2 separate regions of the Homo sapiens genome follow, and region 2 is linked to region 1. The links are chromatin contacts, found by Hi-C in ENCODE. All regions are on one chromosome and are shown on one strand. Each heading gives the region's core, a stretch centred on a gene start or an enhancer-like site at or near the end of the contact. The rest is flanking DNA. Distances are from core to core; before and after follow the strand shown. Region 1 overlaps GAPVD1 (GTPase activating protein and VPS9 domains 1). Region 2 overlaps MAPKAP1 (MAPK associated protein 1).

What was found. Hi-C counts contacts between places; a loop is a spot of excess contacts on that map. Pooled maps may share reads with other maps.
Region 2: a map with no recorded cell type shows a loop between it and region 1 (5-fold over the local background). The contact joins two enhancer-like sites. A Hi-C loop is called at or near these places in 4 of 37 single-sample maps with no recorded cell type and 8 of 50 pooled maps.

The regions. Positions count from the first base shown.
Region 1 is chr9:125,326,927-125,331,953 of GRCh38, forward strand. GAPVD1 (GTPase activating protein and VPS9 domains 1) reads left to right here. Exons shown (of 28, transcript NM_001282680.3): 13 at 3,152-3,292; 14 at 5,000-5,027. Among named protein-coding and RNA genes, the nearest start is that of GAPVD1, 68 kb to the left of the region's middle. Within about 2 kb of position 2,270, at least 4 of the 41 ENCODE cell types and tissues checked have a DNase peak (open chromatin) inside an H3K27ac peak, as active enhancers do.
Region 2 is chr9:125,629,892-125,634,918 of GRCh38, forward strand. All of the region lies in intron 4 of MAPKAP1 (MAPK associated protein 1), which reads right to left. Among named protein-coding and RNA genes, the nearest start is that of MAPKAP1, 75 kb to the right of the region's middle. Within about 2 kb of position 2,845, at least 7 of the 41 ENCODE cell types and tissues checked have a DNase peak (open chromatin) inside an H3K27ac peak, as active enhancers do.

The DNA of each region.
Region 1 (5,027 bases), core at 1,020-3,519:
AGTATATTCTCTGTTTGAAGCCAAACACCTAACCTTAAGATGAAAATTCTTATAGATTATAGCCATAAAATCTTTCACAACAATATGATACTGCTGTTCTCTAAAAAAATGAATTCACTTCTGGAAGAGTTAATTCAGTTCCTAAGGGTAACCAGGTTTTTCTTTTTCTTCTTCTTACATTTTTATTTATTTTCAAATAGAGACAGGATTTCGCTTTGTTGCTCAGGCTGGTCTTGAACTAATGAGCTCAAGTGATCCTCCTGCCTTCTTTTTTTTTAATGTGAAGTTTATTCAGGTGCTATGTATATACACTAAAATTCGCTCCTTTTTGGATACTGTTTTATGAGTTCTGAAAGATATATAGTCTTGTAACCCTCATCTTCATTTTGTTTTTAAATCATGGAAAATTTATTGATATGTTTATTTTTCTTCAACTTTTATTTTAGGTTCAGGGGGTACATGTGCAGATTTGTTACATGGGAAATTGTTAGAGCAAATTGTATGTTGCTGGGGTTTGGTGTACAGATGATTTTGCCACCCAGGTAGTGAGCATAGTAACCAATAGGTTTTTTTTTGTTTTTGTTTTTTTAATTTAAGATAGAGTCTTACTCTGTCGCCCAGGCTGGAGTTGCAGTGGTGCGATCTCAGCTCACTGCAACCTCTGCCTCCCTGGTTTAAGTGATTCTCCTGCCTCAGCCTCCCGAGTAGCTGGGACTGCAGGTGCCCACCACCACACCCAGATAATTTTTGTATTTTTAGTAGAGACGGGGTTTCACCATATTGGCCAGGCTGGTCTCGAACTCCTGACCTCAAGTGATCCATCCGCCTCGGCCTCCCAAAGTGCTGGGATTACAGTCATGAGCCATTGCTCCCGGCCTAAATCATGGAACATTTTAAACAAATACAAGAGATGGTGGTATCATGAACCCAGTGTACCCATCACTCAGTTTCAGGAGTTAGACCCACATGGCCAGCTTTCTTTCATCTGTTCTCCTATCCACTACCCTCTTCTCTCCCCTCATTATGTTTAGGCAAGTTCCAGACATTATTTTATTTCTAATTATTTTATGATATAGCTTTAAAAGGTAACTTTTATTAGTAACTTTTTTTCTAATTTTTTTTCATGCCCTGAAGTAGAATTATTCTTTTATTAGGTTTAATCCAAAGTAGTGAAGCCTTTTGAACTTCAGTGTTTTTAACACAGACGTATAATAATGTTTAATACTTTCGATTTGTATTTTTAAGTAGTGCAAATAGATTTCTTTTTTTTTTTTTTTTTAAATTTATTTTTTTATTGATAATTCTTGGGTGTTTCTCACAGAGGGGGATTTGGCAGGGTCATGGGACAATAGTGGAGGGAAGGTCAGCAGATAAACAAGTGAACAAAGGTCTCTGGTTTTCCTAGGCAGAGGACCCTGCGGCCTTCCGCAGTGTTTGTGTCCCTGATTACTTGAGATTAGGGAGTGGTGATGACTCTTAAGGAGCATGCTGCCTTCAAGCATCTGTTTAACAAAGCACATCTTGCACTGCCCTTAATCCATTTAACCCTGAGTGGACACAGCACATGTTTCAGAGAGCACAGGGTTGGGGGTAAGGTCACAGATCAACAGGATCCCAAGGCAGAAGAATTTTTCTTAGTGCAGAACAAAATGAAAAGTCTCCCATGTCTACTTCTTTCTACACAGACAGGGCAACCATCCGATTTCTCAATCTTTTCCCCACCTTTCCCGCCTTTCTATTCCACAAAGCCGCCATTGTCATCCTGGCCCGTTCTCAATGAGCTGTTGGGCACACCTCCCAGACGGGGTGGTGGCCGGGCAGAGGGGCTCCTCACTTCCCAGTAGGGGCGGCCGGGCAGAGGCGCCCCTCACCTCCCGGACGAGGCGGCTGGCCGGGCAGGGGGCTGACCCCCCCCCCACCTCCCTCCCGGACGGGGCGGCTGGCCGGGCAGGGGGGCTCACCTCGGGAGGCCGAGGCTGGCGGATCACTCGCGGTTAGGGGCTGGAGACCGCCCGGCCAACACAGTGAAACCCCGTCTCCACCAAAACCAGTCAGGCGTGGCGGCGCGTGCCTGCAGTCGCAGGCACTCGGCAGGCTGAGGCAGGAGAATCAGGCAGGGAGGTTGCAGTGAGCCAAGATGGCAGCAGTACAGTCCAGCTTCGGCTCCGCATGAGAGGGAGACCGTGGGGAGAGGGAGAGGGAGAGGGAGAGGTGTAAATAGATTTCTTAATTGGTTTTACATTACTTTGTTCCAGATGCCAAAGTGGTATTGTTCTTGGCAGTTAGCTGTATTTGCGCAATAAGCTGTATTTGCAGTTGAGTGAGTGCTATGAAGATGTGTATTTTCCTGTGAATGTATCTTATTGCCCTGAATAGTGACTAATATGCTGGAAGAAAAAATATTTGGCCAGCATAACATTCTGTGGTTAAACTCTCAGTGTTTTTAATCTTTGTAGGGCTATAAATTTTAGAACGATATTAAGGACCCCTGTAAAATTTGCTGAGAAATCAAAGCTAAAGCTGTTGAAATTACTTGACTTAATGATGTGTGTTTTCTCTATGGAGAGTCAAAGGTGAACTGGAGGAAACTGGTGAAAAGGGTATTGTGCCATTGTGACCAAAGTAGGAACTTGTGTTTTTAGTGGTGTGCTTGATTGAAGTTATTCTTACTTTGGCCTCTTTCTTGTAGGTAGAGAGGAATTTGGTGGTTTTTTTTTTTTTTTTGAGACAAAGTCCCAAAATGACACGGCCATTTTTATTTTTGAGACAGGGTCTCACTCACATTGACCAGGTTGGAGGGCAATGGCATGACCTCGGCTCACTGCAGTCTCTGCACCCCCTGCAACCTCTGCCTCCCGGGTTCTTGTGCCTCAGCTTCCCAAGTAGCTGAGACTACCGGTGCACGCCACCATACCTGGCTAATTTTTGTATTTTCAGTAGAGACGGGGTTTCGCCATGTTGGCCAGGCTGGTGTTGAACTCCTGGCCTCAAGTGATCTGCCTGCCTCAGCCTCCCAAAGTGCTGGGATTACAGGTGTGAGCCACCGCGCCCAGCCAGGAGATTTTGTTAGCTAGTGTTTGGCTTTTCTCCACTATCACTGCACTTTCCTCCAGGATCTTTGTTAACCCTTTGCTTCCCACTGGTTATACAGGTGCTGCAGCAGAGAACATGTTAGGCAGTTTGCTGTGCCTCCCAGGTTCAGGGTCAGTGCTTCTTGACCCCTGCACTGGTTCTACCATATCAGAGACAACAAGTGAAGCTTGGAGTGTAGAGGTATTGCCAAGTGACTCAGGTTAGTATGCTGTCATTGTTTGCTTTTTCATTTATACAGAAGTTTTAATTAAATGCAAGGTATCCCAACTCTGTATTATGTATATTTTGTCAAATACACTTTTTTTTTTTTTTTAATGGAGATGGAGTCTTGCTCTTTTACCCAGGCTGGAGTGCTGTGGCGCGATCCCAACTTACTGCAACCTCTGCCTCCTGGGTTCAAGCAGTCTTCTCGCCTCAGCCTCCTGAGTAGCTGGGATTACAGACATGCCCCACCATGCCGGGTAATTTTTGTATTTTTAGAGAAACAGGGTTTCACCATGTTGGCCAGGCTGGTCTTGAACTACTGACCTCAGGTGATCTGCCCACCTTGGCCTCCCGAAGTGCTGGAATTACAGGCATGAGCCATCATGCCCAGCCAGTTATACATTTGACAAAGATGAGGTGATCACATTGCTAAGAATGTCAAATGGAAAATTAGTTTAGGGCATTTTCTGTCCATTAAGGGAAAATGCTCTGTTAGATAGCATAGACTGTGATGGCAGGTGCTTTCAGACTCTGTGTTGAGTTATTTTGAAAGCAATTTTCTGTGATTATCAGAGTCCGTGTGAATCATTGAATTTAGTATCTTCCACAAACTCATGACAGGATAAGAGTAGCAACACAGTTCAAACTGAGTGCTTGCTTGGTAAACACATTTAGATTTATCACAGGGGAGAACTTGACTCTCTAAAACATGCTTAATGTGTTTTTGAAATACGTTGAAATTGAGATTCTGTAATCCTGAGGATTTTTTTTTTGTGCAGGTTATTATAAATGTATATAAAGTGTTTTGTACTTTGTCTTTTCATATGCATTGCATTTTTTTCTGATTATGAAGACGCATCTTTGCTTTCAACTAAATGTCAACTACCAGAATGTAAATATAAGTAACTGTGTATCTGCATTACATTCTGTTGATTTACTTGGTTCAAGAATTATTAAGTGATCCTGATATGTGTTTTATAATTTTTTTTTTTTTTGAGATGGAGTCTCACTCTGTCACCCAGGCTGGAGTGCAGTGGTGCAATCACGGCTCAGTGCAATCTCTGCCTCCTGGGTTCAAGTGATTCTTTTGCCTCAGCCTCCCAAGTAGCTGGGATTACAGGCACCTGCCACCACGCCTAGCTAGTTTTTGTATTTTTAGTAGAGATGGGATTTCACCGTGTTGGGCATGCTGGTCTCGAACTCCTGACCTCAGGTGATCTGCCGGCCTCGACCTCCCAAAGTGCTGGGATTACAGGTGTGAGCTACCACGGCTGGCCTGTTTTATAATGTTAAAGCATTCAGATATGCTAGCCTTGTTTGAAGACCAGTTGGGGACAATAGGATTAGCTTACCAGCTGTTGAGTATTCATAGGAGTTACTTTTTAGGAAGTGGTTGATTTAATACCAGGCTATTCCATACTCTCTTGTCCAGTTCACATGTTAATCAATAGCATACTCTGTGACATTAGTGATCTAGAACCACGTTTTCATCTGTGCACAGTGAACTGGCTTATATTGGGATGAAAATCACAACTTTGACTTAACACTTAATCTAACTAGCATTAACTAGTCCAGACTTACACATGTATTTGCACTGATTTTATTCATGCCCTGGTAGCTTTGTTTATCTGGGTCACAAAAGCTGAAATTGTGGTGTGCTAAGAGAATCACAAATGTAACATACCTCTTATCTTCTATTTAGAGGCCCCAGACCTAAAGCAGGAGGAGCG
Region 2 (5,027 bases), core at 1,595-4,094, 300 kb after region 1:
TGGAGTATAATAAATGTGGCTTTTGTAAACACACAATTTATAAACATATTTAAATGACATGAATATCAAAATTAGTTTGTATGCTTCAGCTCACAAACTATGTGGGGAAGTAGGATGGAAGTGCACTGAGAGGCAGGGGACACTGAGCCTAGGGTCAACTAAGGCCTTAGAACCCCTACAAAGTAGAAACATAACAGTCAAGGCCAGGAATCAGTGACACCTAACTCTAGTAATCTCTGAGACAGTCAAGGGTCCAGGAACTCTCGCTCGGTCACCCAGGCTGGAGTGCAGTGGCATAATCACAGCTCACCGCAGCCTCGACTTCCCCGGCTCAACCGATCCTCCTGCCTCAGCCTCCCAAGTAGCTGAGACAACAGGCGCGTGCCACCACACCTGGCTAATTTCTTTTTTTTTTCTTTTTGCAGACACAGGGCCTCCCTATGTTGCCCAGGCTGGTCTTGAAATCCTGGGCTCAAGTGATTCCCCAGTCTCAGCCGCCCAAACTTCTGGGATTACAGGCATCAGCCACCATGCCCAGCCTCCAATAACTCGATTCTACAATAACTGGCTAGATTCCTACTCAGCACAAGTCCATACCAGGTGCTTTGTAAAACACTATCTCTGGCCTTCACATATTGTATGGTTTATTATTTTACAGATGAGGAAATCTTTGGCCCAAAGCAGTGCAGCAGCCCTGGTATGTCAATGCAAGTCTAGGGAGTTAGGACACAAACAGCCAACACTGAACCCTTAATCATGGAAAGATGATTAACACCTCTGCTATGGTTTGGATGTTTGTCCTCTTCAAACCTTATGTTGAAATCTGATCCCAAATGTTGGAAATGGGGCCTAATGGGAGGTGTTTGGATCATGGAGGCAGATCCCTCATGAATAAATTAATACCTTCCCTGAGAAGTGAGTTCTTACTCTATTAGTTCCAGAGACAGCTGCTTATTAAAAAGAGGTTGGGTTGATCACTTGAGCCCAGGAGTTTGAGACCAGCCTGGGCAACAAACAAAGGGAGACGCCATCTCTACAAAAAATAATTTTTAAAAATTAGCTGGGCATGGTGGCATGCACCTGTGGTCCCAGCTACCTGAGAGGCTGAGGCAGAAGGACTGCTTGAGCCCAAGAGTCTGAAGCTGCAGCAAGCTGTCATCACACCACTGCACTCCAGCCTAGGTGATACAGTGAGATCCTGTCTCAAAAAAAAAAAAAAAGCCTGATACCTCCCCGTGTCCTTCTTCCTCTCTCACCATGTGATCTCTGCATTCCCCAGCTCCCCATCTGCCTTCCTTAATGAGTAAAAGCAGCCTGAGGCCCTCACCAGGTGCAGATGCCCAATCTCGAACTTTCCAGCCATCAGAATTGTGAACCATAAAAACCTTTTTGTTTTATAAACTACTCAGTCTCCAGCATTTTGTTATAGCAACATAAAATGAATGAAGACAACTGCCTTTGCTCTGTCCAGCCTGGCAGAGCCATGCAGAGCATCTTCTACCCAAGAACCCTTCTACTATTTTCAGGCAATGTTCACATCTTCTCTGGATGGATTCTGTAAAGCCCAACTCATATGCCCCACCCGGTTCCTAGTCTCTACCACCTCCTTGTGGCACTTGTCTGAATAGACACTTATAGTTGTAAATGTCTGTTGTACAGAACTTACTATACCTCACCACACTAAATTCCCTACTTTTGCTAACCACAGCCATGGTGATTTATTCAGACGTAAGGATGTCAGTTTCCTGCTCCAAATACAACTAGCAGGAGCAAATCAAAACTCTTCTTGATCAAGCCTCGTCTCTCACCTCCTCTGCTCTCAGCCTCCACATTCCAGTCATACCCTACTACTTTCATTGCCCAGAATTTACCAGCATCTCTCACCTCAGATGTTTACACCAGCACTTCACCTACCTAGAAGCCTCCTGCCTAACCTCCTCCCATCCTTCAAGGCTTGGCTTAGGGGTCATCTAAGGAGTCTTCCCTGATATTCTCCCATGCGAAGCCCAGGCCAGGTGTCCTTCCTCTAAGAAACTCACCATACTAGGCCAGGCGTGGTGGCTCATGTCTGTAATCCCAGCACTTTGCAAGGCCGAGGCGGGCAGATCCCTTGAGGTAAGGAGTTCAAGACCAGCCTGGCCAACATGGTGAAACTCCATCTCTACTAAAAATACAAAAAAATTAGCCAGGCATGGTGGCACATGCCTGTAGTCCCAGCTACCTGGGAGGCTGAGGCAGAAGAATCACTTGAACCCAGGAGGAAGAGCCTGCAGTGAGCTGAGATCACGCCACTGCACTCCAGCCTGGGTGACAGAGCAAGACTCCGTCTCAAAGAAAAAAAAAAAAGAAGAAACTCACCATACTAAACTTTTCCTCTCATAGCATTTATTATGCTATATTATAATTGTCTGACTTCCCTACAAGATTACACATACCATTAAATTAGGGACTATCTCATTCACTATTGTATCCTCAGCATTAGTCAAGTCCCTGGCACATACAGGCACTCAAGAAATATTTGAGAAATGAATGCATGAGTTTTCCTTCTAACTACCTGGCTCTGCTGAATCATACTGAGGTTACAATTAACCATGACCCTAAACCTTTTCTTTCATGTGCTACTTGGTTAAACCTCATCTTCCTCTTCCCCTTTTCCACTGCCACCCCCATACACAAATGACTGCATCTTATGACTTAAGTGCAAGTATCATTTTGGTGTGTCAAGACCACTTTAGTCCCTGACTTTGTCACTGCACATGCCTGCTATTCTTCCCAGCCTTCTGCCTTCCACAAGTGTCATCAGCCTATCATCAATGTTCTCATTCAGGTCCCTGACAGCAATGAACACACAAGAGACCTACAGCTTGCCACGAAAGATAGCTCTCCAGTTTGACATAAATCCATTAATCACCACTCTGTGCCTCGTCTCTCAGCCAGGTGCAAAGTCCACCTGACCACAATGTGACTGGAGAATATCTCCAGCTTGCGTGCAAGAATACTATGCAAAAATTGATGCTTTACTGAAATTCAGAACAAAGAATTTTAACCACAGCCCTCTATCTAGCTAACAACCCTATCCAAGAAAGAAATGGGCTTGTTCTGCCCTGCTTGGTTCTGAGGAAACCCATGGTGGCTCCTAGCAATCACTACTTCCCTTTTTTGAATTTACAAGCCCTTTAGCTCTGCTAAGTGAGCTGTTGTAAATGCAAGACCGCTCAATCCCAAAGCTGAAAAGAGAAGTCTATGAAGTGTGAGTTGCTGAAGGAGACTTCATGAAAGAAGTGAGATTTAAGGAAGATTTCAATGCACAGCGCCAACAGAGCTTGGTAGAGGACACAGGGAGAGTAGCCAAATCTAAGTGTGAGTAACAGGGACAGCAAGGCTGATTGTGGATAACAAAGACAGCAAGTCAGAAAGCCTGGCCCAAGTATCACCTGGGACAAACAGGGACTAATAAAAAGCAAGTTCTTCCTGCTGGGCTGCCTCCTTGAGCCAAAAGGTCAACCACAGCTGGGCTTCTGCCTGAATTCTTATTTTAAATATAATAGAACACATATTAGATTAAGCTGAGACAGAAAGTAATCCTTACATAAAAGACAGTTGTCAGAATGGCCAATCTAGTTTCTCCTAAGCACTTTCTGATGACGAATCCACCACCAGGATTATGTGTAATGGGCAATTTTGATGCAAAGTACTATTTTGCAACATTGTCCCATTTCTCTTCCAGAAAAATGCAGAGGTAATTATGTACTCATAGTCAGTGTAGCAAATCAGTTAAATTAAACCTGTATTTCATCTAATTCATATAGAATATGAATAACATAACTAACTTTTCTAATTTCATACTCTAGTACTCTCAAGTAAATAAAAGGGGAAAAAAAGTAAAGTTTCTCCCCTACAAATAGAATCTGTCACTTCCTAGGATGTGCACTTTTCAGCTCATGCATCCTAAATGCATGTGGAGATATTATATGCACTTTCTATTTAGCAATTTAATTATATCTTTGCATTCAAAGAGTGGCAATGGTTTGCAGTAATAATCAGGTGAAAGCATTCTGACATTAATATGCTGGAATCCGATGTGTTAATTTGATGCAACTTTGCCTTGACAATATGTGATTAATTTGTTCTCAGGCTAGCCTTGCTCCCAGCTCTGACAGTTTAAAATGCTGGGTTTCTTTATCCATATCGCTATTTGACACGCCTTAGCCCACTGCTTTGCTAAGACCACTGTTAATTTGTAATGAACTTGCTTTTCAGGGGGGCTCCTTCATTTTTAATTCTGTCAGTGTCACCTCCTTGAGGAAAATTACAAGTTTCCGTAGGTGTGATTACTGCCAAGTGCTGCTGATAAGAGGTTTGAGAAAACAAGGCTTTATAAAGAAGTCTGTATTTAATCTGCTGAAACAGATTTATTGCCTCCAGACAGATAAATATAATACAAAGTTCTCTTATTTAAAAGTCATCCCTAAGTTCTCCCTTACCACAACCTCCTCCTAAACAAAAACACAGTTGCATTTCTAGGACTCAATAATGAGTCACTCAGGGAAAAGAGGTGAACGTGTAATAAATTTAGCAATAACAGCAATTCTTGTCATCAAATTAGACTTGTGGGGGAGTCTCATAAAACACATGAATACATTTTTCACAAGGTTTGGGGGAGGAAAAAATCCCACTGAAACAATTATAGTTTCACTTCCCTTCCAACTAGCAAAAATTTTACACAGCTTAACGAACCCATTTTCTGTGGGCAAACTGAGTACTGGTGAAGTTAGGTATGGATTAAATTTCTCCTTGGCATATGATCCAGACAATGCTTGATAAAGGGTTAGAGGGGAGATGGAAAGTCAAAGTCTCAAAACATAATGCTTAATATAAAACAGTAGAATAACAGTAGGCAGCCTTTAAACTACTTTCACGAGCATCTTCTATTTAACCTTCAAAGTAACTGCATCAAGTAGGTGAGACTGTCCCCATTTTTTTCAGGTGAAGACTCTCAAAGAGTTCATGTGAAGGAATGACAACAA